Regions from separate parts of the Homo sapiens genome. Here regions 1, 2, 4, 5, 6 and 7 are each linked to region 3. A link is a loop called in an ENCODE intact Hi-C map of the cell type or tissue named here. Cell type or tissue: Calu3. All regions are shown on one strand. Region 1 overlaps LPP (LIM domain containing preferred translocation partner in lipoma). Region 2 overlaps LPP (LIM domain containing preferred translocation partner in lipoma). Region 3 overlaps LPP (LIM domain containing preferred translocation partner in lipoma). Region 4 holds the start of TPRG1-AS1 (TPRG1 antisense RNA 1). Region 5 overlaps LPP (LIM domain containing preferred translocation partner in lipoma). Region 6 overlaps LPP (LIM domain containing preferred translocation partner in lipoma). Region 7 overlaps LOC107986166 (a long non-coding RNA gene).

Region 1 (4,000 bases), 130 kb after region 3:
TTCATTCATTCATTCATATGTTCATTCAATAAACATTTATTAAATTATTTATAACATCCCAGGATTTGCAGCAGATGCTGTGGATATGAATATGAACAAAAGCTAGAGCCGGACTCAGAGATCTGCACAGGCAGGGAACAGGAAGAATCTGGCATTGCGATAATAGAAAACTTAAGTCCTGGTTCAATGTTTAACTTGCTTGGGTTCTGGGCAAATCATTTAACCTTTCCCAGGTTCAAGCTTCTGATTAAACTTGGACAATAATAATAACCATCCGCAGGACTACTGGTATGATTTACCTGTAATTTGTAGGAAAACACATGTTTCCATAAAGCCCTATAAGAAATGGCAACAGCAAGATAAGTATTATGCTATGTGGATGGTCCATTTTGACCAGGATCCTGCAAGCTGAGCCAGCTACCAATATCTCCCACATGAGTGAGCATTAATTTATTGGCAACGAAATGGTTGTTCCATCACTACTCTGAATGAACTACAGGCCACCATTCTTAGAGCTCAATCATCCATTTTTAACTCTCTCTGCCTTTTGTCTAAAATAATCCTGAGGAGCCAAATGGATAAAGCATTCCCAGATAAGACTGTTATAAGTCTCTTTTCCCAGGAATTAAATTTAAAAAACAAAAAGAAAGAAGAAGAAGAAAGAAGAAAAAAAAAAATCAGGGTTGATAGGTCTTAAAGACCTCGCAGAGGAGTTTTCAACCAATGCCTGAACTTTCACGGTAACAGTTCAGTCAGTCACTGCTTGAATATCTCCAGCAATTAGAGATTCAGTAACTCCAGAAAGAGCCATCTCATCTCATTCAGAATTAAGAGATGTCACAGAATCCTTACAAGATAAAAAAGGGTGGAGATCTTCCTTGACAAGCAGTTCTCTCAAAAGCCGTATGTTCCGTCACCCGTCTAAGACACTGGGCAGACGAGATCACCTCAGTGTTACGCTGGGACCAGGGCTGTGAACTTTGCACGTGTAATTTTCTTAGGTGCTGAGTCTCCCCTTATGCAAAATGAGAAGACTCTGTGACTTCTATTCTATCTGTGAGTCATCTCTCATATCGACTGCCTCAACCCTAATTCGGTTTTGCTTTATCATTTGCCTGGGCTATTGTAGCAGCTCAGACAGCTCCTGCTGTCTCTAGCACCCTTGCCTTCAATCCGTCTAGCACACTATAGCTGATTATTTTCTTAAGGCACAGATCCAGTCATCTCATTGATCTACTCAATGCTCCTTTCAGAATGCAGTCTCAACTTCTCAGTACAGCAATAAAGGTTTCTCTCAATGTAGACCCTAACCCATCTCCACAGCCTCTCTACTATGCAGTCCACCTTCATGACTCTAATTTTTCAAGGCACCATGCACTTTCTCACCTCCATGTCTCTATCCATGTTATGTCTCCCACTTAAATATCCTCTATCCCACCAAACAAATTCCCACTTACCCTTCAATGCCCAATCAAATGACAATCTCTTTATCTGAGTTTCCCCAGGTCCCTAGGGAGTTACCATCCAATTAGAGCCATCAGACTTTTTTTTTTTTCCTGACAGACAGAGTCTATTCTGTAACCCCAGCTGGAGTGCAGTGGTATGATCATAGCTCACTGCAGCCTCAAATTCTGGAGCTCAAGGGATCCTCCCGCCTCAGCCTCTTGAGCAGCTAGGACTATAGGCATGCACTACCACACTGGCTAATTTTTTTATTTTTATTTTTTTAGAGATGGGATCTTGCTATATTACCCAGGATGGTCTTGAACTCCGGGCCTCAAGTGATCCTCCTGCCTCGGCCTCCCAAAGTACCGGGATTACAATGTGAGCTACTGCACCTAGCCCCTTCAGGTATTTTTTGCATATACTTCTACATACTGTCTTGATGATTTATGTGACCTCTTGCAAGCAGAGACCACACTGCATTCACGTTTCCATCGTCGAAACCCAGAGTAACATATCACTAATTCTTTCACAGATGCACCTGATACACGATGTCAAATGAATACACAAATGTATCAAATTTATGGAAAGAATGTTATCTTTAGGGTCCTGTCCAGCTGTCACTACTGGAACCCTAGATATTCTCCAGGTAAAGCTATTAAACTATGACCAAGAAGAGAGACTTCCAGGGTGACAATGACCACCTACTGGAACACTGACCTATCTTTCACCTCATTCTAAGAAAAGGTGTCACTTACCTGCCTGGCCAGGGCAGAGTTTGCCTTTCCCATGAGTCAGGGCACACCCAGCCCTGTGGGTGGCAACTCTTTATTGCACTTCCTGAAAATGATTCGTTTTCATACCAAACAAGACAGAAGCTCCAGGTGCCAACCAAGTTATTTTCTTCCTTGAACTAAACAAGAACCATCTTCAGTGGAAATTCACTAGGAAGTACAAGTGCAGATGACTCTGCATAATGGAAATGAATTTCCACTGTGACCTCTTGGCACAGAGTTTAGTAGAGCATTAGGCTTCCACGGTTACAGCTAGAGATCATTATCAAGATGGGCCACTGGATGGAAAATAATAGATTCAGGGACCCAGCTAAAGTACACACATGAACAGAGAACCAATCTTATTCCTTAACTCTCAGTAGCCAGAGCAATTCAGCTGCCTGCTGAATCCTGGTCTAAGCCTTCCCATCCTTCAATGTCTAACTGAAGGCTCAGCACTTCCAAAAGGCTCCAGCAATTCACAAGTCCATCAGTCCTTCACATGCGCCTCTCCCACGGCACTCTCTTATATTATAGATATACATTAACATGATTTTATCAACCCTCATAAATAGTAAGTGCTTACGATCTTGACATACCCTTCAAACAAACTTAAATTCCACTTCTATAAATGTAGTTTATTCAGCAGACTTTTTTTTTTTTTTTTGGAGACAGAGTCTTGCTCTATTGCCCAGGCTGGAGTGCAGTGGTGCCATCCTGGCTCACTGCAACCTCAGCCTCCTGGGTTCAAGCGATTCTCCTGCCTCAGCCTCCCGAGTAGCTGGGATTACAGGCGCCCACTACCACACCTGGCTAATTTTTTTTTTTTTTGTATATTTAGTAGAGACGAGGTTAAATCATGTTGACCAGGCTGGTCTCAAACTCCTGACCTCACGTGATCCACCCAACTCAGTCTCCCAAAGTGCTGGGACTACAGGCGTGAGCCACCATGCCTGGCCACTCAGCAGACATTTCTTGAGCACCTAGCACCCCCTCTAACAAAAACAGTGGATGTTTGTTGAGTCCTTGCCTTATGCCTGGCCTTATGCACATTATTTACACTACCTCACTCAATATTCACCTATAAGTAGGGTGACCATATAACGTATCCTCCGAATCAGGACACCTATGAGAGTAAAAAGGAACACTACTGATACCACTGAAGTCCTCTGCAAGTTGACAGTTGCGCTGCTGGGTGGTGGCCTGAGTAATTAAGGGACACTAACAATGGCTTCAGCAGGAAGGGTGCATGCTGGAGGCAGGTCAAAGCATCCTCCTTTAAGGTCAGTGACCCTGCCCTGTCCTGATCCTCATGCTTATCCAGCCCATGAAAGGTTCCCACACAAGTTTCTGAAGAAGACCTGGTTTCACCTTCAACACCAGCTTTCCATTTGAACTACAGAGGGATCTCCAGCTATGATGCAAAGTCACAACACAAGCAATTACAACAGTAGAAGCAGACCCTCCACGGGTAACAGATACAAACAGTGCAAACAAAACCCAAGAGAAGGTGGGATGGTGGCAGTGGAAGAAGGGACACTGCACAGCCATCCACTGGTGACAAATCAGCGCACAACCTGGAAATGCCCGTGAATGTCTGTGGCACTCATCCCACTTTTGCGGGCACACTATACTCAACTGTGGTGACCTCATTAATAAGAGATCTAAAAATGAATACGTGGAGAAAACAAATAGTGCCTGTGACCACCAAGGGAGCACCCTGTATTAAACAGCACAACGAGGACTTGAACTAGGAGTTGTCTAGGTCTAAATCCTTTCAGCCC
Region 2 (4,000 bases), 71 kb before region 3:
ATTATTAAGCTCTGAAAGGTTTTTATTTCCCCCTCCTAACAACATTTCATTTCAAAACTGTTTGATCCTTAAATAAACCTGTAATTTCTCCTGTGGGGAAGGGAGGGCAGATGGAGGTCTACAGTTTAGCCCAAATGACTTTATATTTCACACAAGATTATTATAAGATGACAGATGTGAACCTTAAGAATTTTAACAATAAAGTCATGCTATCCAAAGAATGTTCCACAGAACACAAGTCTGGGAAATCATCCACAAAATGGTTCCATTATAAAATAAATTGGACAAAACCTGAATCTAACATAAGAGAAAAGAAAGTTGTGCTTATTGCTTTTGCCTGTTCGACTTCTCAGAGTTAAACTTGTTGGGGATGCATCAAGAATCTCCACAATGGGTGGAAATAATAGCAAGAGTCCCACAGTGATTTGACCATTTATGAATCTAGTATTTCATGGAGCACATTTTAGAAAAGGCTGCCATGAATATAACAACTGACTAGGATAAGGGCATAGCTTTAGACTTGACAGCATCCTTACTCCTGAATGTTAAGTTCTACAATCCAATTAGGAACTTGTACATTTAACTCTATTTTTATCGACATCATATTTATATATTAACTAGTATGCTAAATTCTATTTTTATCCACACCAGATATATCTATTAACTAGTATGTTTAACTCTATTTTTATCTATACCAGATCTATTTTATAATAGATGTGACAATAGGCAACTAAAATATTTGACACTCAGAGTGATTTCTACTTCTTGAGATTTTCTTGGAATGTAGAAGAAGCCATAACCCACTCTATAAGGACTGGGTTCTCCCTCTGCTACAAACATACCCTGTGATAATAGGCCATGCTAAGGGGAACTTTCTCTCTTCTCTTTTTTTTTTCTAACTATTCATAGGCTTAACTAAGAATCAACTTTCTGGCCAGGTGCAGTGGCTCACGCCTGTAATCCCAGCACTTTGGGAGGCCAAGGTGGGTGGATCATGAGGTCAGGAGATCGAGACCATCCTGGCTAACATGGTGAAACCCCGTCTCTACTAAAAATACAAAAAATTAGCCGGGCATGGTGGCGGGTGCCTGTAGTCCCACCTATTCGGGAGGCTGAGGCAGGAGAATGACTTGAACCCAGGAGGCGGAGCTTGCAGTGAGGCGAGATCGCACCACTGCACTCCAGCCTGGGCGACAGAGCGAGACTCTGTCTCAAAAAAAAAAAAAATCAATTCTTTATAATGCAGCAAAACAGTGAGAAGACATCAGGCATAGAGCTAACAAGGGAATGAGAACTGATGCTGTCCCTGTCTAACTGAAAGCCTGCAGCACAGGCCAATATTTGTCTCAGGGTCTCAGCTTTCTCACACGCATGTGAGCTAAACAGATTCCCCGCTTTCACATCTCATGAGTCTGTGATTTTAGCAGTGGCTCTTCATTATCTCTGAAGACAATTCCAATGTGGGGTTACATTGGCAAATGACAAAATAGAGTTTCCAGCACTCATTCCCTCTCAGAAACTTCTAAACAACTAGCCACACACCAAAATACCTCACACACGTTAAGGAATTCAGGCGAGAGTGCAGCACCTGGGTGGAACATAGAAATAAGAAATGACGCATTGAGGAAGGCAGGAAGGACAGCTTAACATGACCTGTACAACCCCCAGCACACCGCTGACATAACCTCCAGGTGAGGGAAAGAGAGTGCCCTTCACCACGGAGCCCAGCCCCAGAATCCCCTCTAAGGCAAAATCAGTGTCTCAAGGAGACACCTGCACTCCCATGTTCACTGCTGCGTTATTCACAATAGCCAGGATGTGGAATCGATCTAAATGTCCATCATTTGAAGAGTGAATAAAGAAAATGCGGTGTATTACCACGTGGAATGTTATTCAGCCTTAACAAAGAAGGAAATCCTGTCATTTACGAGAAGATGGATGAATCTGGAGGAAATGTTGCTTAAGGAACTAAGCCAGGCACAGAAAAACAAACACTGCGTGACCTCACTGATATGTGCAAATTAAAAAAGTCAAACACATAGAAGCAGAGCAAAATGATGGCTACCGGGACCAGGGGAATGAGGAGATCTTGGTTCTTGGTCAAAGGGAGATCCAGTGATACCAAATGAATAATTCTGGAGATTTAATACACAGTGCGGTGGCTGTAGTTAATACTGTATTGTACACTTGAAATTTGCTAATAGAGTAAATCTTAAACGTTCTCACCACATACACAGAAAGGTAACTGTGAGGTGATGCCTATGTTAATTAGCTTGACTAGGGTAATCATTTCACAATGCAATGTACCTCAAAATATGTTGTATACCTTAACTATACATAACTTTTGTTTCGTCAATTATATCCTGATAAAGCTGGAAATTGATTTTTTAATAAAAACAAAATAAAAGATAACATTCAACAGAGTAAAAAAAAAAAAAAAGAAGAAGAAAAGAAAGAAAGAAAGACATTACCAAGATGTTTTGAGCAACGGGGCAGCAACTTAGGAACAAGTGTTCCCTGTGCCTGAATTCCAGTCTCACAAAGACTGCTGCTCGAATAACTACCTCTTGCAGGTACGTGTTCTAAGGTCTAGGCTAAAACTCCAGTCTCATGATTCTACAGTCATGACATGTAATGTTTGGCCAGCAACACACACATTATGGTGCCTCATCAAGTCACATACTAAAAGTGACGGTAAACTTAAAATCAGCTTGACATGGCAGAGAGCAGAGGCGAGACAGACACAGCGTGGAAACACATTCACCACATACTGCAGGGTTGCTGGTGGCATCCTCTGTTGTCATAATGACCTTCTACAGGAAAAGTATTTAAACATACACTTCTACTGCCCAGAATATAATGCATTCTAGGAAATACTCTCTTGCTGAAACCTACCCAGATTTATTTTTAATGGCAGAGGACAAGAGTGGTTTTAATATTAGCTTCTAGGAAAAGGAAGAGATAAAGAGAGAAAAGTAAGATTAAGAGGTCACCAGAAAAAAAAAAAAAAGCGCTTCTATTACCCTTAAAACTCATCTGAGAGAGGAAAAAAACATAAGGAGGACTCAATAGCCCTTTATTAGCCCTCTGTTTAGTGCTCTAAAGAGAACTCTATGATTCTTCTACAGACATCCAACACTTGCTGCCTCTGTCATTCCTATTCCTGCCTCTCACTCAGACAAAAGAAGAAAGCCCCCTTTGAAATACATTTATTAGAATGGACTCCAGGGCTTCTTCCTCTGTTCATTTTAAATACAAGACATCAATACTATAAAAGCCTCACTCACACATCTACTGGTGCTGGAACTTAGGTCCCACCTACAATAACAGGCCTCCAAACGGTCTGAATGGTGGCCAGAGGGCAGCAGGAAACAAATATGAAAAATAAAATAAAATGTGCAGCTCCAAAACTTCACTCAGCCTGGGAAGTCTTTTCCCCTTTCTGCCAGGTCGAATTCAAATTCTAATGAGCGTGCAGGTTCCAGATCAAAACCCTCCTCCTCCAGAAAGTCTTCCTTTATTTTCTCTCCATTTAACTCCAATCCCAGCCAAAACTAACATCTCTCTCCTCTAATGACTACAAATTCCTCAACTCTATCTCTGAGTGTTTTTGCATGTCTATCTCCAATAGAAGTTTTCTGCATTAATTGTCACCAGCCCCATTCTCCCAGAAAGGAAACCCCATAAGTGTAGAAGCTGTGTCTGGTTTAATTCAACAAATATGAAAATAAAATTTGTCTAAAAAACGAACGAAGGCAAGTATATAAATAAGTATCAAATAAGAAAGGCTCTATTAAAGACAGTAAGACAGGGATAGCAAAAAGATTCCAGGGCAGAAGTTAAGCAAGTCTGTGTCAGGTATGAAACTAGATATGAAGACTTCCAAACACAATGCAATATATTGACTGAAAAGCATGGAGATAGCTAACATTAACTGAGCATAAACAATGAGTCGGGCAGGGCCTTAAACATTTTTGGTAATAACTCTGAATCCCCAAAG
Region 3 (4,000 bases):
GTTACCTGACTGTTAGAGGCAGATCCTCCCTGCTCTTCATGGTTGGGAGCTTTATGCACAGTGTGCCCTAAATGGGAGTTATTGAGTGCAGGAGCTATCTGAGAGGAAGAGGGTAAATTTCATTCATGGGTGCTGCATTAGCAAGCCCAATGAGCTAATGTTCCACAACCTGGACATTATTGCCATCTGCCTCTGTGTGACTCCATTATTTTCAACTGGTTTCAATATAGGTAGGAGAGAATGAGAGAGAGAACAGCAAGTGGAGCTGGGAAAGGACTTGGTGACTAAGGCAGAGGCTAAATTCAGTTTCAATCAGCCTCCTAAATTATCACCTACTGTAACCACACTAAATGTGCACTATCTGATACCTGGATACATCCCTGCCTCTGCTTTTGCTCACACTCTTCAGTCAGCCTAGAACTACCTTCCCAAACCCTTACCTCTTCCTACCCTAACCTCCAGCCTTCTCAGACGGGGCCAACCTCTGGGATTCCTCCATCCCCCGAATCCTCACTTATCTTTTTCAAGCATTTTTGTCTTTATCACTCTGGAGTTACACAGACATTTTTAAGTCAAATCTCTATAAGACTCCAAGCTCCTGAATTGTCAAGGGCCAAGTCTCATTTATCTCCAAATCCTCCTTCTCATCCTTCCCCCAGTGGACCAAGTTAAACATTTAGTGGGAACTTATTATGTGCCGGCATGAAACGAAGAGCATTATATTCACGATCTTGCTTAACCTTTCCTAGGAAATAGGTACAGTCATCAGTCTCTAGATGGAACAGGGTCTGTGCTCAAAGGAATTCATCATTCCAGGCACACCTTGCTGCCTCTGGTGTAGGGAAACTTAAAGACTTGAGGCAGACTGGCAGATGTGGTGAAAGTGAGGCTCAGGAAGGCTATGTGCATTTCAAAACTGACTGTTCTATCTTCACTGCCTTAACCTTCACCTACACTGCCCCTGGGTTTAAGAAAAAAATAATTCTCACTTAAAAACAAAATAAAGGCTGGGCACGGGGCTCATATCTATAATCCAAGCGCTTTGGGAGGCTGAGGCTCACTTCAGCTCAGGAGTTCAACACCAAGCTGGGCGACATAGCAAGACCCCATCTCTACAGAAATTTTGTAGGTGGGCACAGTGGTGCATGCCTGTTGTTCCAGGTTACTCGGGAGGCTGAGGCGGGAGGATTGCTTGAGCCCAAGAGGCTGAGGCTGCAGTGAGCTGTGATCACACCACTGCACTCCAGCCTGGGCTACAGAGTGAGACCCTGTCTCTAAAAAATAAAATAACAAAAAAACAAAAATGGGAAGATGAGGAAAATAAAAGTCCAAATGGTCACTGCTCAACGAAGGGCCTAATTGCTCAATGTGAACAAAACTCTTCATCCCCAATCTTTGCTCTGAAAACAGAGGTCTGGATGACTGTGGTTTTGTCACTAGATGAATAGCGAGCCCTGAGGATTGTTAGAATTACAAGGCCCAGACCAGATCCACTCAAATATAGCTGGAAGCTTTCTAGTAACTCTAACCGTGCATGGGGAATGAGCTGCTCAGAGAAGTGAGTCACTTACTGGAATCTGTGCTGCCTGCATTACTCAGCTGATATTAATACACCCACTTGTTCATTAAAGTTTAATTGGAGTTCATGTGAATTGGTTTCACCGGATACTTAATCAAAGAGAACTGTTTGTGTACGAACCGTTCAAATACAAAGCTAGCAACACAGCTCTCCTTCAGCCTCTACACACGTCCACCGGCTGCTCTTTTAATTCTGTTGACACAATAAGTGAGTCAGAGAAGGTGGGACAATGACCCTGATGGAGGATGGGAAAAGCTGTCTATACTCAAACACAAAACAAGAGTAAATGAAAAAATCCTTTGTGAGAAGCCAGCCACAGTTCTCTAAACCCATCAGCTACAGTCAGACACTGGCCAGGACTCGAACGGCACCTCCTAAGCGGGAGCTTGTTCCTTCTAGTTTCTTTCTGGGGCTCATTATCAAAGCTGCAGGTCTCCTCTATTCCCTGGGCACCTGTTTTCTAGCTGTACATCTTTATTTTTAAAATGGGTGGATAAGAAAATTAACTATCATTCAACATAATCACACATTTCTCTTGTGCTGACAAGCAAACCATGAACACAATCCCTAATGCCTATTTATACAATCAGGACTGTCAGTACCCTGTTATTTCTTATCAGATATCTCATTAATCAACATTTGAGAAAGTATAAATTTTTAAAGCTTCTGAGAAAAAAACGTGCATGAAGTTAGGTGGAAATATACTTGCTTCGGTTTGGTGGCTCTAGTTGTGTTACCACTTTTTCCTTAAGTGTGTTCACCATTGTTAAGCATGCATGACTTATTTACCAAAAACAAATCAATATGAGTTTAAAACTTGGCACTATGCACTATTTTGAATCCCTGAAGCAATCCTCAGAGAATAGATTAAAGGGAAATCCACTTTTTAAAACAGGTTTATTGAGATATAATTTACATACAATTCACCCATTTAAAGTTTACGGTTCTGTTTTTAGTATTTCACAGTGTTGTGCAATCATCACCACCATATAAAGAGCATTTTCAGCATCCCAAAAAGAAACTCACAGTTATTAGCAATCACTACCTATCCTCTACCCCAACCCTGCCGGCAACCACTACTTTCTATCGCTACAGACTCTATAGATTTGCCTATTGTGGGCTTTTCACATAAATGGAATCATATAATATGTGGTCTTTCATAACTGGCTTTTTTTTTTTTTTTTTTTTTTTTTTTGACAGAGTTTGGCTCTGTCACCCAGGCTGGAGGGCAGATCTCGGCTCACTGCAACCTCCACCTCCCGGGTTCAAGCCATTCTCCTGCCTCACCATCCTGAGTAGCTGGGATTACAGGCACACACTACTACGCCCAACTGATTTTTGTATTTTTAGTAGAGACGGGGGTTTCACCATGTTGTCCAGACTGGTCTCGAACTCCTGACCTCAAGTGATTCACCCACCTCGGTCTCCCAAAGTGCTGAGATTACAAGCATGAGCCATGGTGCCCGGCCTTGTAACTGGCTTCTTTCACTTTGCCATAATGTTTTCAAGGTTCATCCATGTTGTAGTCCATATCAGTACTTTATTCCTTTCACTGCTGAACAATATCCCATTTTATTTTATGCCACATTTTGCTTTTCCATTCAGCCAATCTACTTCTTAAAAATAAAATAACCTCCCATCTACCAAATAATAGCAAGTGTTTTGATAGATATTAATTCTCAGTTTGACATATATTTTGCTTATCCCTTCGATGATCCACTCATGACTGTCCAATTATCCATGTTTAAAAAGTGAGCTTTGCATTAGACAATTCTCAACAGTGGAATGAGGTGGCAGTACCTTATAACCTAAGCCATTCTACATGTAAAACTCATCAAGATGGTAAGTTTATTGTTTCAGTATACAAAGAGCTCTCGCTAACATGATATAGCTAGATTGTGGGCTCCCCACGTTAGGAGCCATAGTTACAGAGCCCCAGGCGGGCAGGCTTAGAATATACTAGAGGAACAACATCCAAAACCATCTCTCTCTCAAGAAAAACCACATTTTCTGCTTCTTAAGATATTAAACCCAACCACTTAGTAATAAATACCTATAATGTGCTGTGCGCCACCATTATAATTAATAAGATATGAGACCAGTCCTCCAGAGTTCAAAATCTAGCAGAAGAGACATATAGAATGAGTCAATGCCAGCTCAAATAAAATTAACGGTATGAGAGAAACTCAGAGAAGGGAATCTTCCATTTGTTATGTCTCACTTGTAATGCTGGTGATTTCATTTCTAACCTTGTTTGTAGAGTTGGAGCTAATTATTACACAGTAGAGACAGTACATAGACTTCCATGAGAATGTAGAATCTATACAAGTTGATCCTTACTGGGGGCATAAATCACACCAATAAAATTACCAGATGACGTAGACCTCAAAAGAAACCATCAAAAATGGAAAGTCAAGGGGT
Region 4 (4,000 bases), 650 kb before region 3:
TACTTGGATAGAGACCCTCAGTAAGGTGACTGTATAATTTATCATCCAAACCCAAAAACTTCAAGGTGAAGGAGGGACCTATTAATAACTAATTATACCAAGACAGAGTCATAAACTGAGATGGCAAATCAGGATGTATTATGATGTACCTTATGATGTACCTTAGCCATAAGGTACATTTTATATTATACCAAGACAAAGTCATAAACTGAGATGGCAAACCAGGATGTATTTATGATGTATTATGATATACCTTAGCCATCAGTATTGAGATCAACAGCAGAGTTTGTATCCACAGAGAAATCTCTATGGCATAAGAGGGATCTAGCAAGCACAAAAATGGCATAACCCAAGGCTGGCTGGGTGTACTGAGACTGAAAGAGAAAGAAGTGACATCTAAATAGAGGAGATGGCATTGAAGCTGGGTTTTGAGGGATGTGAAAGATTTGAATGTGTGGCAGAGATAGGCCAAATAGAGGCCATCAAATTCTGATGAGTTTAAAAAATTTTTTAAGACATCTCAGCCAAGGCCCAAGTGGCAGGAAAGCAGGAGGCGTCCATGGAGCACCGCGACCAGCCAGAACCCATCTGATGTGGCTGCCATGGAAGGAGTGGTAAGACCAACGAGAGATGAGGCAGGAAGGGTGCTGATGCCAGGCTGGGCTTGGTTCTAATTTCCTAGAGAGCACCAGGAGCGAGCTTTCCTCCTCTTATCAGCATGGCTGCACAAATCTCCATTCTCCTCATCCTGGACTTTTGTTGAGACTGCTCAGACCCACATCTCGTGGGCTGCTGCTAGTCTTACCAGGCTGACTGTCTTCCCTCCAACAAGGAAGGGAGTCTCATTTGAGGAACTGCACAACCTCTTCTGGTTTCTGTACCGGTCACTTTCTCTCTCTAGCCACTGGAGAAGTGGGTTGGAGCATTAGGGGGAAGTGTCTGTTTGGCAACCTCACAGGGCTAGAAAACTTGAAGAGGGTGGATTTTAGGGGCTATCCCCTTGAAAACATTCAAACGTTTGAATCTTTCTGGTGAGACCACTTGTATTCCTATTTTCCAGGAGTACACACAAGGCCAGAGGCACTTTGGACCTCAGGGCTTTCAGAGGGGTGAAAGACAAGGCGGTCAGGGAAAGACTTTCTCATTTGGCCTCACTGTTTTGTGATGTATGTCAGGAAGGTGTTATTGTGGTGAACAATGGAGAAGAAGGGAATTTAAAAGCAGAGAAATGAGTGACTCACCCAAGGTCACATAGCAAGTAACAGAGCTGCAAGCGGCTTGAATGCAAATCCCCTGGACCCAGGCCATGTATTCATGAACCTACCTCAAAGCCTGCTCTCAGAAAGAAGTGGAAGAGGGAGAGGAGGAAGACAAGAAAGAAGAAAGAGGAGGGGGAGGAAAAAGAGGGAGAGAAGCAGAGGAGGGGAGAGACAGCAGAGCCCTTCACTGTAGGTGAAGGACCTGGAACCTTCTCCTTTCACCCCTACTCACCCCCACTCCCTTAACTCCTCCTGGACCCAAGAAAATGTGTCCAAGGCTGTGCGGTAGGGAACGGCTGCTGGGTAACTTCTTTGCTGAGGCGCAAGCATGGCCCTGCGGGGTTGCTGAGCCTTTCAAAGGTCACTTGTAAACTCTGATGTGGCGCAGGGGCTGGCCCGGAGGGGCTGGGGCCTGGGCCAGGACGAGAGGACGGGCCTGCCTTTGGTGCCTAGAAATCAAAGCAGTCAACCTTGGGCTTTTTCTTCCCCCTCACACTGAGGCACTTTTATTGGCGAGATGAAGGGAGGCAGAGCGGGCCTTACAGTCCTCGCTTTGCTTTTGGAGGTTAATGACCCAGTTAGCAGCTCTTGGCTGCGTTTCCGACATTTTGCAGACATCAAGCCCCGCGTCTCTGCCAAGTACATTCTGTTCCCTGGAGCACATCCAGTGCATCTCAGATTACTATGTAATGCGACAAAGAGGGAGAGGTGGCTGGGAGGGGCATCGGGGAGCGGGGCGGGGAGGGGAGAGGGCGGGACGCAGGAGCGTGCGGGGAGGAGAGGAGGATGCCACTCTAAATATAGCTGCCCTCCTGGAATGCATCTTTCAAGGTGCTTATTTACTGCACAAGAGTGATCCCAGAGTGAGGGTACGATTGGGCCCTGTCGTCCAGGAATCCTGGAGCGCCGAGAGCGAAGCCCAGAACCAGGGCGAGGACAGACAGTGGGGGTGGGGAGGAGGCTGCAGGAGGCTCCTGGCTGGGAAGGGCTGGGAAGGTGGAATTCGAAGGGGGCGGGGCTAGGAGGTGGTGGCCCCGCCCACAAGGCCGCCGCCCCGCTTTGCAGCTCGAGCCTGAGCTGCAGCCTGCGCGCTAATTATAGACGTGAATGGAAAGCGGCCGCTTCTGAATGATCGCGTTGCTCGAGCTGCCGTTGGAAGCTTAGAAGCAGGTGCTACCGTGCTAGATACAAAGCGATCTATTTAAAAGCCCTCTGTCACGCACGCACACTTACTGACGAATCCTCTGGCTCTCTCCTACCACCGCCCGGTGGCGGATTCCGGAATTGGTTCAAAAGGCCTTGATCCCGAACACCCAGGACAGAGACAGAGTACTTTTCCTACCTCTTTCGCCTGCATCCTTAGAAAACTCCCGTGGATGAGAAGATCCCCAGGCCTTTACAAGCTGTTGTTTTACAAAAGGAGAAACTGAGGCAGGAAGAGGCGGTGGATGTGCACCAGAGCACGTGGTGCGTCGGTGCAATAGCTGAGGTAAACTTCTGGTCTCCTGACAGCCTCTCCATTTGCCTTACCGGGTTGGAACCTGAAGCAAGTCTCACTTTAACGCCGTTAATTTCCAGGCATGGATCTTTAGCCAATGATGAGCATCCTCCTCCTTTCCTGGTTCAGCGCCTGCTCCCTCCAGTCCCCACCCCCACCCCACTCCCACACGGAAAACTTGCTAATGCTGGCTGATTCTCATTGCTGGGTTTACTAGTTCAGGCCTGGAAACTGGGTAACCTCAATAACTATGACCATTTCAGTATGTGTGAGTCAATCTAATGTGCCCTCCCTCAGCATAATCCTGTCACGAGGAACGACGCAGGGGGCAAAACCTAGACTTTTCTTTCCCATCAGCATCTTGGCTGCACCTAGTGCTCACAGCCAAGTGTGTTAATGCACATGATGGCCTAATCCAGTCCATACGAGCACAGTGAAAATTCTTATGCCCATTTTATGGAATCCCTGTAGAAATGGAGTCTTGGAGGGAGGAAGTGACTTGCTCACAGTCATCTGCTGATGAGTGGTCGACTTGAGAGCCAAAACCAAGTTCTCTACCCTCGATGTGGGCTATGTCCAGTATTCATGCTTTGGCCTGCAAGGGGGAGCAGCAATCCACTTAGTAATAAAGAGGGATAAACCTACGTTCCCTCAGACACCTGGAGTGTCCTGAGGATCTCCACTCTGACCATTGGCCTTTTCTGCCTGTGGGTCTGGGGCCACTCCCACGCTAATCCACAGTATTAAACTGGGCATGGAGAGCTGCTGTCTTCTCTAGAAACCGAAATCTCCAAGTCCAGTAACTACATTCAGCTTCCAATAACAAGGCCAATCCTACTTACCACCTGGACCCATCTATGTCTCCCCACCTTTGCTGACTGCTTTGGACTTAACTCTGCCTGTGTCTCTCTTGGCTATTCCTGTAACCTCAAGATCTCCACCAGGGCAGATGGATAAAGAGGCAGCATCCAGTAACATGCTGAAAAAAGAAGGGAGAGGGAATAGGTGTGGATGATAGAATATTTTAGTTGTTTTTTATTTACCTCTTGGAAGCAAAGACTGTATCTTAGTCTTTGTAAGTCCTCCTTCTTCCCAACATATACAAGGTCCAGCCAGCCCAATGCACCGAGCATAGCAGACAACCAGAAATGTTAAAGAGTCATAAAACTTTCACATGGCTGTGGAAAATTGTATATACCTAGGTTGGTCACAGTCATGTTTCTCTGATAACAAAGATAGGTAG
Region 5 (4,000 bases), 75 kb after region 3:
ACCACTCTGGCACAACTGTTAGTTAACAGAATGTCACATGTTCTGCATTCAGGGGCGCACCAAAGAGAGGTTTGCTAACACCTTCTGTCTTGGATAACACAGTGTGTGGACCTAGCAGGTGTAGGTGCTGAGTTGGACATGCCTAGGGGTGTCGAAGAGCCTCAATGGGGGACACACTGGAACACAAAAGACAGAATGAAAAGTGTAGAAAAGCACGAGTACATGCAACGTCCTTTTGAGGGTCTAAAAGTTCTCTGCAGATGATGTGACTTCTAAACGATGCCTGAACACCCAAGAGGATTTCCACGGATGAGGAGGAGAAAAATAGGCTCAGGGAACACAATGTGCAAAGGCCTTGAGAAGGATGAGTTCAGGGTGTTCTCAGAGAAAGTGACTAATCTGGTGAGGCCAGTGACAGAGGATGCAGAGGAATGTGGTGGGACACACGCCTGGAAAGGGATGTGGCAGCCAGAGCCTGGAAGACCTTGTATCTCATGTTCTAAAGCACTTGGATCTTAAGCCATAGGTGTTGCGTTTCGGGAAGTGACACAATAGAAAGTTAAATGGTAGCCCTATCCCTTTAAGAAATGAATCCCTTTCCATGGTCAGTTTCCAAGCATAGCAAGGGTAGGGGAGCTACCTATGAAGGGATCTTCTCCCTGTGGCCCCACTCACAGAGAAGTCGGGGGGCAGGTGGCTTTCAGAGTTGCTCTTAACCCATACCTTCAGTGACCCTTTCCTCTAGGTCTGAAACTCTCACCAACATAACAGACCCACTGGAAGGCCCAGGAAAGAAACAAAGTTTCACGTTCCAAGCAGGACTACCACTCTGCCTTCAGTGAACTGCCAGTCCCACCCAACTCCTTGAATCAGAAGAAGCTGGTCTGGAGACAGGCTCCATCCAGCCTTTCTGCTGTCTCTTAAGCAGGAGCCAGAGGCCTACCCAGCTTGTACTCTATGTGCCTGAAGCTCAACATCACAGAGCTCACAGAGTTCTCAGCCAGGCCTGAAACCTCGTGACATGAGATTAGTAATGAGCCTGTGCTGATGTCACCACTTAGGTTGTATGGAATCCTCCTTTCCCTTAAAGGAAACTTTGTAGCAGTATCCATATGTCAAGGCCTTCAAAGATGCAATGCCCTCCCTGCCCTTGAAGAGCTCCCAGTCTAGAAGGAGAGATAAGACATCAAGTAAGGGAGGACAAGTGCCACAGAAGAAGCACAGGTAACAATGCAAATTTTCATACCACACGGTGACATGACATGAGGTGATGTCATAAAAAAAAGTCATGACAACAAAGGAAAGGAAAATTGTTGACGATTCCAGATTTACGTGACCTCACCGGGAGAATCAGACCATTTTTATACTACTCCTGTCAACATGGTGGGTTTCAGGGGGAGCACCTATTGTATCACACCCATCTGGCAGATGGGAAAACTCAGGCTCAAGCAAGTTAACTGACAGTGAGGAAGTATCACAGCCGGGATTCAAATCCATATCCCATGCTCATATGCAGCATACATTTGTACTCTATTGCCTCACAGCTAACTGTGGTTGAGTTAGCAGAACAGAGAACACAGAGATCACTTCTAATGGATGGGAGAGCAGGTGGTGATCAAGGATTATTCCCTTCCCAAGATGGCGTCTGTGCAGAAGTTTACAGGAGGATTGGGAGTTCTATGAATGAAGATTGGAGAGGTTATCTCAGGCTAAAGGAAAGGCATGTGCTAAGGCATGAAGGTGAGAAAGTGCAAGATATATCTGGGGGTTGGTAGGAAATGTGTTTGATTTAAAGATATGTAAGCAGGAGCATCAAGGACCCACATGGACCCACAGTGGACCGATGTTGGTGTCCATTTATGACAGGTCCTGGATACCAGGGGCAGGAGTTTTTACTTAATACTGTTAAGTACTAGAAAAGTAATAAATGTTTCACAGCAAAACTGTGGCATGGTTTCAGCTTTACTTGGGATTCTGTGCTCTAACAGTAGGGCTATGCAAATAGCCTTTCAGCACCTGAGCCAGGGTCAGGAATAATGCGCCCTTGGGTCCTTTCAGGTCAATATACAGAAAGACATTGTTCCCTGGCTATGACTTCAGAGGTAAGAAAATCTACACCTATTTCATAGAGCCTGACCATCATCTTAAGAGCCTCCGTGACTCATTAAATATTAAATTCCGGGCCCCGGCTAGAGCACAGGTACCCTCAATTGGTAAACACAGCATGGGGAACAGGATAGAGTCAAAGAATAAAAGGAACTGTGCTTGACCCTTGGATTCTACACTTATTAACTATGGAATTTTGAGCAACTTACTTCCTTTTATCAAGGGTGCAGTTTCTTCATTTGTAAAATGGAAACGATAATATGTATACAGCTAGGTTCTTGTGAGAACAATCAAGTTGTGAGATTAAATATGAGGACGTGTGATTCCTACACGCAGGCTAACATGTTTAGAATAAATCCCCCCCACCCCGCCCCTAAAAGCCACCATGTTGAAAGGGTAGTATAAAAACTGCCCCATCTTCCTGGTAAAGTGATCTAAATCTGGATTTGTCAACAATTTTTTCTTTCTCTGTTGAAAATTGAGCTGTATTCCCCAGGCAAGTCATTACATCTTTTTGTGCCAAATTGTTTTCATCTTTTAAATGACCCAGTAATCCCACTTTGGGCAATATACATAAGGGAATAATCCAAAAGGAAAAAAGAAGGCAATTTGTTCAAAGATGTTATTCATAGTGCTATTTCTGGCTCTTTATATATCCCCCTATTATAGCACTTATCTCACTGTGCTGTAATTATCCACTCCCCTTCCATACGCCTCCAAATTATCTTTGAATCAATCCCCAGCACCTAGCACAATGCCTGGCATACAGTAAGAACTCAATAAATGTTTGTCAACTCAATGAATAGGTAATATAAAAGAAATTTTAGAAGAAACTTGAATGAGCAATAACAAAACACTGTTTTTAAGAGATTATGCTAATTATTTGAAAACCTGGTAACTACAGACTGCAAGAGGGGCGCATGAGAAAGCCTCAGAAATGAGTTTTAGATGACTTAGTGTATGATTTCTGAGCATCTCTGGGCTTAGGCTGATTATAGTATAAGATTGCCAGGGGATACACAGGAGGATGAGGTCACAAGCTAAGTTGCTTTGGCCTGGTGGCTAGAGGATGGGGCTTGGTCAGAATTTTGGATTCTCTACCTGATTCAGCCACTACCTAACTTCTCCAAGACCTGAAAAATGAAGTATCTGCAGGAAAGCCCAGCCTGTTAAAAGGAATTACAGGGAACTGCCAAAGGGCAGCAACTGTGAATTCAAATGTAAATGAAAAAAGAGGGCTGGTAGGTGCCCTTGGACCGCAGTCCAGTCCTCAAGACAAGGAGAGGCTTTCAAACCCCAGCTCTTCTGGGCTCCCACTGAGCCTTCCAGACCCATCTCACATGGAGATTGAAGATTCCTTACCAGGGAGTTTACAGGAGACAGAAATCTCTGCATGAACAGACAACACCATGAAAAAACAACATGTTAAATACAGCCCATAAAGTCAGCATCACTCTGAACGTTCCTCATTCTTGGTGGGAAAGAATGTTTTACAAAAATACCCAGGGAGAGCAAAGGAAGCTGCACGTTCTGCAGGGCTTATTTTGGGGCGTTCCAACAGCTCTCAGCTGGGAAGCCAAAGGCAGGAAGCCACCATCCTCTGTGCACTGGCCCAAAGCTCAAGGTTAGAAACTAAATGGGAGAGGGGTGAGAAACAGATACTCTTTGGTCTTGGAACGCCAGCTGCTTATCTGGGCAACCCCCTAGGGCACCTATTTTCATTTCCCTCTGAGTATCCCAGATTCCTGCCCATTTAGCTCAGCATTTCTCTGAAGGAAATCACACTTGAGATCCTATAGACGATCACTCCCAAACATGCCCCAAACTTACCTCTCCTGCCCAACTTCTATGCCCTAGTCAAAGTTACCACCACATCACACCTGAATTACGGTAA
Region 6 (4,000 bases), 54 kb before region 3:
CTTACTCTTCAAATCCTTGTAATATCTTATCAAAGTCCAATTAATAATCTTTCAAAGCCAGCTCTTGTCCCTAGTTCTATAAGAAACCTCCAATAGGAAAGAGTTCTCCAAATTCTGTCTCTCTCAAAGTATAATTACTGAGCTCACACATCACACCAAGTCTTGACTGGCCCTGAATCAAACTCACCTCCACAGACCCGCCAGCTCCCTCCTTCAATTTCTTAGCAAGCTACCTTGCTTGTAGGTGTTGAGTAAATGATTACTAAGTCACGTTGGTCTGAGAGCCACAGTTCGTGGACACTCAGCCAAGTATCTTCTAAAACATGCCATGTTGCCTGCCTCTGACAAGCTCAGAAGTGTGCAATCCCCAGAGCAAGCAAAATGGTTTCAGCCACCTCCAAATCCATCAAGCTTTTTACTAGACCAGCTGAACGTGCAGCAAAGGAGAAGAGGCATGAAGGAAAGGAGAGGAAGAGCAAAGGGCATGGACTGCAAATTGGATGAACAGCATGCTTGTGAGCTCAGGAGCACTGGTATTATCATTCCAGTTTTACAAGTAAGAAATTTGCAGTGCAGCAATTCAACAGCTGGCCGAGGGCCTCAGACAGAGTCCCTGATGGAGCAAACAGGTCTCAGTGCTGCCACCTTTTCGGCTACTGCTTTTACCACTGTGGTAAAATGTTGTATAGACAAAGTCTCCATACGTGCCATCCATGGGGCAGGCCCACTGAACCTATTGCAGAGGATAGGAGGCATCTGGAAAGAAAGAGCCACAGAAGCTACTTACAGCAAAGGTTTATACCGAGTTTATACTCAGCCAGTAATGTCTGAGTGAAAGCATGGCAGAAAGATTGATGAGACAGCGCTGTGTAACTCCAGAGGCAACCCCAGGCACTTATCAAATGGGAATTTTAAAAAATCCCTTTAAACACACGAGGACTCAGATGCCAGCACACGTTTTGATGGCCCCAGCCAGACAGCAAAGGCATATTGGCACCACTGTAATTTGTCCATTCACCAATATGCTTCCCAGAAAGCACCCATATGCTTTCTTTTAGCATCCATATGCTTTTTGAGCAAGGAAACTAAAATATTTCATTAGTTTTGAGTAATTAATAATTACTTATTTCACAATAGTCACCCTCATTAAAAAGCAAAAATAACTGATTAAGCTGCAGGATCCTGGCTTTCAACTCAGGCTTTTTAAATTTTTTTAAAAAAATTCTTCCCCTCTAGGAATTGAGTAATAGGGTAAAGCAGCCAGTGTGGAAATATTCACACTACAGGGAATGAACAGTTATCACCCACAACCCAGCATTCCTCTTGACTGAGACATCGTGGTTTAATGAAAAGAACATGGACTTTGGATCAGAAAGACTTAGAATCCAATCCCAGTTTGACCCCTTCTGAATAGTAACTTCTAAGGAAATGAAGGGTGTTAAAAAGATAAAGCCTGCTGGATCCCTTCAACCCAGTCTTCCATTATTCCCAAGGAGTGACTTCACAGCATCCCCGCCCCCCGGACCCCGCTATCTCAAGGCATGGTACAGCATGCCCCAAGAATGCTGGCAGCATGCCAGGCATTGTCAGCACACCACAGCAATAGCCTTGAAATAGGGCGAGGGCCGAAGTGAATGTTTCTCAAACACTAATGAGCATATGAACTACCTGGGGCTCTTGTTAAAGTAGAGATTCTCATTCAGAAGTTCTAGAGTATGATCTGAGATTTGCATTTCTAACAAGCTCCCATGTAATGCTGATGCTTCCGGTCCTCAGACCAAACTTTGAGAAGCAAGAGACTTACAACTGTCAAGATGAAGTTAGGAAATAGAATCTTGAAAAGCAGAACATCTGTGCCTGTCTCATTGGGCTGTGATAAGGATTATTAATCAGATGGGTGATAGTATTTCTGTATATTGAACAGTACACTGGTATAGTCCTGTTAAAAGGGTATGGTTTCAGCCACGCACGGTGGCTCATGCCTGTAATCCCAGCAATTTGGGAGGCTGAGGCAGGTGGATCACCTGAGGTCAGGAGTTTGAGACCAGCCTGGCCAACATGGTGAAACCTTGTCTCTACTAAAAATACAAAAAATTAGCTGGGCGTGGTGGCTCATGCCTGTAATCCCAGCTACTACAGAGGCTGAAGCAGGAGAATCGCTTGAACCCAGGAGGCAGAGGTTGCAGTGAGCCAAGGTCATGCCGGTGCACTCCAGCCTGAGCAATAAGAGCAAAACTCCATCTCAAAAAAAAAAGAAAGAAAGAAAAGAAAAAGGGTATGGTTTCTATTACAGACAACAAACCTGAGACCCAAGTAAATCAAGTAACTTATCCAAGGCCACACAACTAATCCTGCTGACCTTCAAATACAGGTTTATCTGCCTGTCAAGCCTATCAGTGTGAGTATATGCCAACGGAAAGGTAGGAAATAAAAGTAGATACTACTGTAGATTGCTGGTATAAAGCCTTGTTCTTGTTTTGCCATTATTCTCAGAGAGCCATTAACCTGCTGTGTGAATTTTAGTAAGTCTTACCCCTTCTAACCACCTCCATTTCTGCATCTGCAAGGTGAAGGTACTGCCATTGAGAAACTCCGAGGCGTCTTCCATCTCTGACCTGCCTTTCACTCTTCTGGCCCCCCCACACACTCACAGTGGGTCATCAGGTGCTAAGCTTTAGCTTCACACATGTGGCAGTCATCACAATTTGGCAGCATCCAAATTCTAGCTGCTCACATCTGCATTTGTGCTGATCTGTGCGTGGTCAGAAGTTATCTCTGTTAAAAGTCTCAAGCTCAATATAATGGGGGGGTAGGCCGGGAGGAGGGGAACAAAATAGATGACCCAAAGCACTGAAATTCCTATTTAGGTGAAAACTCAGTATGATCAGGGCACTATGACCCTAACTACTCTTCATCTCCTCATCTCACTTACCAAATGAAGATATTGAGAGCACTAACCTGACAGAAGTTTGAAGAACAAGAAAAAAACTGAGTTATGCATAATGTGTTTCATATGATTATCTAGCTTTTTTTATTCTTTCTTAAGGAGCCAGATAAACACGTAGTTAACGAATTATGATATGAAGTAATTCATAATGTATGATCTTGTCCCTTCCTAAAATCCCATAGTACACATTCTCTGTATTCCTCTGGGGCCCATCTACCATTTTCTACCAGAAATTTCCATGGTTTATGAACTTGCATCATTGTCTCTATTTGTCTTCAATGTTATCTCTGGAGGTATTCACATATTTTGGAGTAAATCCGGATTTAAATCCAGATTTTATATTTATTAGCTGTAAAACTTTGGGCAAATTACTCAACCTCTCTGAGCACCTAGCAATTTTCTATTTTATAGGATTATATACAATAATGTATTGAGATGTCTAGCATTTAGCAAATTCTGAATTAAAATTGAATTTGAATGCATGAGTGAATGAATGAAGTAGAATAAGAGTTTCAATATTAAAATATCACTCAATAGTTTGAGATACATACATGCCAAAAGTCATGCTACAAAACGAGCCTAACACTCAGAGTATAACAATAGGTGACTACGGGGAAAATCCAACAGCAAAAGGAAATGTATGCCACTCAAATGTCATCTCATACTTCCCACATAGAATGAAAACTTTTGCTTAACTCATGGATGGCCTTCAGAGCATCTACAAACCTCCTAAACTTGTTGATAGCATTTTCTGGAGTTCTGCATTTTCCAACTATTTCATAAATTCATCTGAGTTTCTGAAAATTCCATAATCCTCACATCTGCCCCAAACACAGGATCATGTGTATGCACGTGTGCACGCACATACACACACGTATATTAAGAACTACTACTTTAGGCCAGGCACGGTGGCTCACACCTGTAATCCCAGCACTTTGGTAGGCCGAGGCGGGTGGACTCCTGAGGTCAGGAGTTTGAGAGCAGCCTGACCAACATGGTGAAACCCCATCTCTACTTAAAAAAAAAAAAAAAAATTAGCTGGGCGTGGGGGTG
Region 7 (4,000 bases), 260 kb after region 3:
GTGAACATGCTTTTCCTTGCAGAATGATCAGTCCACAAAAGACATGTAAGATGAGGGCAACAGCCAATAGAACCCACTCCCTCTTTCTGCAGAAACACAGTTGTCATGAATGCTGTGATGCGGCCCCCCTGAATGCCCTTTGGAACTGAGGGACTCATTTCTGCTACTCAGTACTGCTGGGATCACAGCTGAATCTCTTCCTAGGAATTGCCGTAGCCTGAAGGGAGCTGCCTTACCCAAGGTGAAACCTCCATCCTAGGCACAGATCCCATCCAATGACTAGTTGATGTAGGGATGCAGAGACCTGACCCCGTGGCTTCAATCCCAGACAATTCTGAAAAGCCACACCAGCTCCTGACCAACCACAGTGCATTCAACCTCTCCTGCCACCCAATCCTGCTTCCCTCACTCCTTTGCATTCCCAATAAACTCCCTGCTCACGAAGCTTCATCTCAGAGTCTGTTTCCCAGGGAACCCTAGGGCAACTTGTGTTGTCCCTAGTTGACTGTGTCCTCCACAATCAGTTGCCATATTGTTTAAGTGAGAACCAAGTTCTCACCAGTTTTTTACTAAGTTTGTTTCTTGTACGTGAAGATGAGACAAACCATATCCAAATAAGTGTTGGTGCACCTGAAAGAATGGTGGGTTATTCCCTTAAAATTACTTGAGATAATAAAAGTTAAAACTACAGGAAGATAACAAAAATAGCCAAGTGAAGTAATATATGTAAAACAGTTGACATTTCCCAATCTGTTTCACACAAAGCTTTGGACCCCATTTATGTGCCAGTCCATTTCTGCGTCCCCACTGCCTCCACGCCTGCGGCTCACTTAGGGGAATGTCTCGGAGGCTGATACCTTTCTGGCATCTCCTACTACTGCCAGCTTCCTCAGTCATCCCCACCCCACTCAGGAAAGGGCTGGGCTGTGGCATGGCCTCTGCCACACCTGCTGGATGGGAGCCGTGCTATCACAGCTCCAGTGCTAGAACCAACCAGATGGGACCATGTTGCTTTCCTCCTTCCACCAGATGATGACTCACATCTTGCTTCCCCAGGGCTGCTCAGAGGAGTAGGGTGATACCACGGAGATCCAGGAGAGTTAACTCTCCATGAGATGAAGTTTGCCCCATGTGAGAAGGGAGGCAGAAGGGAGGTGACTATCACACCCTCACCTTTCTTCCAGCTCCTCCCTGCTCCAGCAATATTCTGTATTGCAGTGGTTCCCTCAAGGACAATATCTCACAAGAATGAGTCATTGGCCACATTCCCTGGTGGTGCTGTGGCCAGTGTGGTCCTCACCTTCTTGCATTTTTCCCCCCTCCTTTCTGCCTCCCTCCCTTCACCCTTATTCTTGCTGCCTGGAATTATGCTGTCTCAGAAAGCAGCAGCATGTCAGCTTTGCTTCAAATTTTCCCCAGATAATCCAGGTGAAGGCATGGGCATTAACTTATTTGATTGGTTTTCACAAAAAGTCATCCTCTGGGGGGTTAGAATTATTGCTGGTATTTTTCAGTTGAGTAGACTAGGGGTAAAATAAACTGCCTGAGGCCAAAGCTGCACAGGAGGTGGTAGATCAGGGCTCAGTCTGCGTTCTGGCTCCAAATTTGCTGTTTTCCTTACACTTGAATTTAAGTTTCCATCAAGAGTTATACAACCAAGGAACTATATCTGCTCCTGTAAAGGCAGTATTTAGGGGTGGGGTGGGGTGGGTGTGAGGGTGTGCAGGAATCACTAGAAAGGACATAGAAAAATCTCCCGCAGGAGGTGGATGAATTGAGATGATAGTCCCATGGGCTCCACTTCCTGTCTTTCTATCCCAAACTTTCACTTTCCGCAGGTTCAACATCAAATGTGCATTTTTAGGCTCATGAGAGTAAAGAAAATACTGTTGCCATGCGTATGAGTTTCCTAGGGTGGTTTAAAAGGAAGAGACTATTCTCTCAAAGTTCTGGAGGCTACAGGTCCTAAATCAAGGTGTCGGCAGGACCATGCTCCCTCTGGAGGCTCCAGAGGAAAATTTATTCTCTGCCTCTTCCTGCTTGTGGGGGTTGTCAGCAATCTGACTTGCCAACAGTCTTCCCTTCGCTTTCCTCCTATGTGTGCTCTCATTATCTTGCTTTGCCTTTATCTGATAAGAACACTTGGAATGGCATTGAGGATCCTCACATTTAACCCACAGAAAGCACATCTCAAAATAATTAATTTAATTACATCAGCAGTGACCCTTTCATTCCAAAAAGGTAATATTGACAAATTCCAGGGATTAGAACTTGATATATTTGGGTGGCCATTATTCAACTTGCTATGCTTGATAATAGGCTAATTTGCCTGGAGACATCAGTGTGTCCTTAAACAGGCTTAGAAACAGTTCTGAGTGTTCCTCAACATTACATTAGTTGTCTTACCGGCTGGTGCAGGGGAGGAGTCCTCTGGGCTGTAGAGGTGGCTGAAGCCAAGCTTTCTGCTTTTCCAGTAGTGAGCTAACAGGGGCACTGAGCAGAATTTACCCTGCCCAACCCTCTGAGCCCTAGGTAGGGAGGTCTGTGATGTTGTCTTGATGGTGCATGATTCCCCTACTGCTGGGACCACAGAGGATCCCTGGGCTGTATTGCCTTTGTTTGAATTTTCAGTTGCTGTCAATCACCCTGAGCCAATATTTATATTTCACAGAACTATCTCATGGCAACTTTTAGAGGAAAGAATCTTTCTAATCACAAATATTTGCAGTACGTGACCTTGTTGCACTTTGGCCAGTGATGTTGAAAAATGGGTCATGTGCAGCCCGGAGGTCCCCTACAGATATGTCTGTTTGAACAGTTTCCTGGCAGTACTGTCTTCTTAGGGCTCTTGTGGAGATTACTGAGGTGCTGAATAAAAAAGAGAACAAACTGTGCCTGAGGGCCAGATGCCATGCAAAGAGAGTCTTAGCAAATGCCAACTTCCTTCTTTTATTTATTCTTAGGCTGCTTCCTCTTCATTTTCTTCAGGGGCTACATTTGATTATATTAATTAGCGTATTTTTTCCTCAAGTTCTCTACCCAACTCCCAACCCTTTAGTTCCAGCAGTTAATATTACTTTTAATTTCTAGAAAATTGAGGCACTGGAGTAAATTCCCTTAATTGGGGCCTCCCTCACCTTTACTCTGTCACCTGCAAAGGTACCTTCGTGCTCATCCGTTCTCCCTTCTTTCAGTCTTAGAACTATTTAAAGCCACGTCTTATACTGGCATGGAGGGTTAGCCATTCTTATGTCCTCTAGGTCTTCATTCCATCAGTTAGTTCCTTGCTCTCTCTTTTCCAGAGTGGCTCCATTAAAATGTAATTAATGTACCATAAAAGTCACCCCTTTAAAGTGTAAAATAATATTTGTAGTACATTAATGAACTTTTGATTTAATAATCACTACCCAATTCTAGAATATTTTCAGCATCGGAGAAAGAAACTCAGCACCCACTGGCAAATCTCTCTCCATTTCCACTCCCTTCCCACCCCCAGCCCCCAGCTTTGGGTAAACACTTAGCTACTTTCTGTCTCTATAGTTTTTCCTATTCTGAACATTTCATATCAGCGAACTCATACAATAAGCCATCTTTCCTAAGTGGCTTCTTTCACTTAACAAAATAGTTTCAAGGTTTATCCATGTTGTATCACACATCAGTATATCATTACTTTTGATGTATAAATAATATTTCACCACATTTTGTTTATTTATCAGTTCATTAATATTTGAATTCTTTCCATGTTTTGGCTATTATGAATAATGATTCATATACAAGTTTTTGTGTGGGCATGTTTTCTCTTCTCTTTGGCATATATCTAGGAATGGAACTGCCAGGTCATATGTTAACCATATATTTAACATTTTTAGGAGTGATCAAACTTTTCCAAAATGTCTACACCATTTTACATTCCCACCAACAATGCATAGGGGCTCTAATTTTTCATCATCCTTACCAACATCTATTATTACCTTTTTGATCACACATATGCTAGTGTTGT

What was found. Peaks named below come from ENCODE experiments on the same cell type or tissue, not always from the same donor. Only the 100,000 strongest peaks of a DNase experiment are listed, where the experiment ranks them.
Region 1: a loop joins it to region 3, with 3 times the contacts of the local background. A loop is called at or near these places in 7 of 110 quality-filtered maps.
Region 2: a loop joins it to region 3, with 2.3 times the contacts of the local background. A loop is called at or near these places in 3 of 110 quality-filtered maps.
Region 4: it touches region 3 in a loop (8-fold over the local background); 16 of 110 quality-filtered maps call a loop at or near these places.
Region 5: it touches region 3 in a loop (3-fold over the local background); 5 of 110 quality-filtered maps call a loop at or near these places.
Region 6: a loop joins it to region 3, with 3 times the contacts of the local background. A loop is called at or near these places in 12 of 110 quality-filtered maps.
Region 7: it touches region 3 in a loop (2.2-fold over the local background); 4 of 110 quality-filtered maps call a loop at or near these places.

Annotation. Positions count from the first base shown.
Region 1 is chr3:188,162,835-188,166,834 of GRCh38, reverse strand. The region is part of intron 1 of LPP (LIM domain containing preferred translocation partner in lipoma); the gene reads right to left. Among named protein-coding and RNA genes, the nearest start is that of LPP, 11 kb to the right of the region's middle. RefSeq lists an enhancer at 1,394-2,593. In Calu3, no CTCF peak of the experiment used is centred here; DNase peaks (open chromatin) are centred at 144, 1,054 and 2,234.
Region 2 is chr3:188,364,128-188,368,127 of GRCh38, reverse strand. All of the region lies in intron 3 of LPP (LIM domain containing preferred translocation partner in lipoma), which reads right to left. Among named protein-coding and RNA genes, the nearest start is that of FLJ42393, 190 kb to the right of the region's middle. In Calu3, no CTCF peak of the experiment used is centred here; DNase peaks (open chromatin) are centred at 1,697 and 1,987.
Region 3 is chr3:188,292,831-188,296,830 of GRCh38, reverse strand. The region is part of intron 2 of LPP (LIM domain containing preferred translocation partner in lipoma); the gene reads right to left. Among named protein-coding and RNA genes, the nearest start is that of FLJ42393, 120 kb to the right of the region's middle. In Calu3, no CTCF peak of the experiment used is centred here; a DNase peak (open chromatin) is centred at 1,790.
Region 4 is chr3:188,946,027-188,950,026 of GRCh38, reverse strand. It overlaps TPRG1-AS1 (TPRG1 antisense RNA 1), which reads left to right and starts at 2,388. Exons shown (of 2, transcript NR_046873.1): 1 at 2,388-2,748. In Calu3, a CTCF peak has its summit at 2,479; DNase peaks (open chromatin) are centred at 1,296, 1,666, 1,966 and 2,266.
Region 5 is chr3:188,217,548-188,221,547 of GRCh38, reverse strand. All of the region lies in intron 1 of LPP (LIM domain containing preferred translocation partner in lipoma), which reads right to left. Among named protein-coding and RNA genes, the nearest start is that of FLJ42393, 41 kb to the right of the region's middle. In Calu3, no CTCF peak of the experiment used is centred here; a DNase peak (open chromatin) is centred at 2,127.
Region 6 is chr3:188,346,408-188,350,407 of GRCh38, reverse strand. The region is part of intron 3 of LPP (LIM domain containing preferred translocation partner in lipoma); the gene reads right to left. Among named protein-coding and RNA genes, the nearest start is that of FLJ42393, 170 kb to the right of the region's middle. In Calu3, no CTCF peak of the experiment used is centred here; DNase peaks (open chromatin) are centred at 247, 627 and 1,587.
Region 7 is chr3:188,035,316-188,039,315 of GRCh38, reverse strand. All of the region lies in intron 2 of LOC107986166 (a long non-coding RNA gene), which reads left to right. Among named protein-coding and RNA genes, the nearest start is that of LINC01991, 61 kb to the right of the region's middle. RefSeq lists an enhancer at 2,561-2,855. In Calu3, CTCF peaks have their summits at 1,760 and 1,965 (motif pointing left); a DNase peak (open chromatin) is centred at 1,995.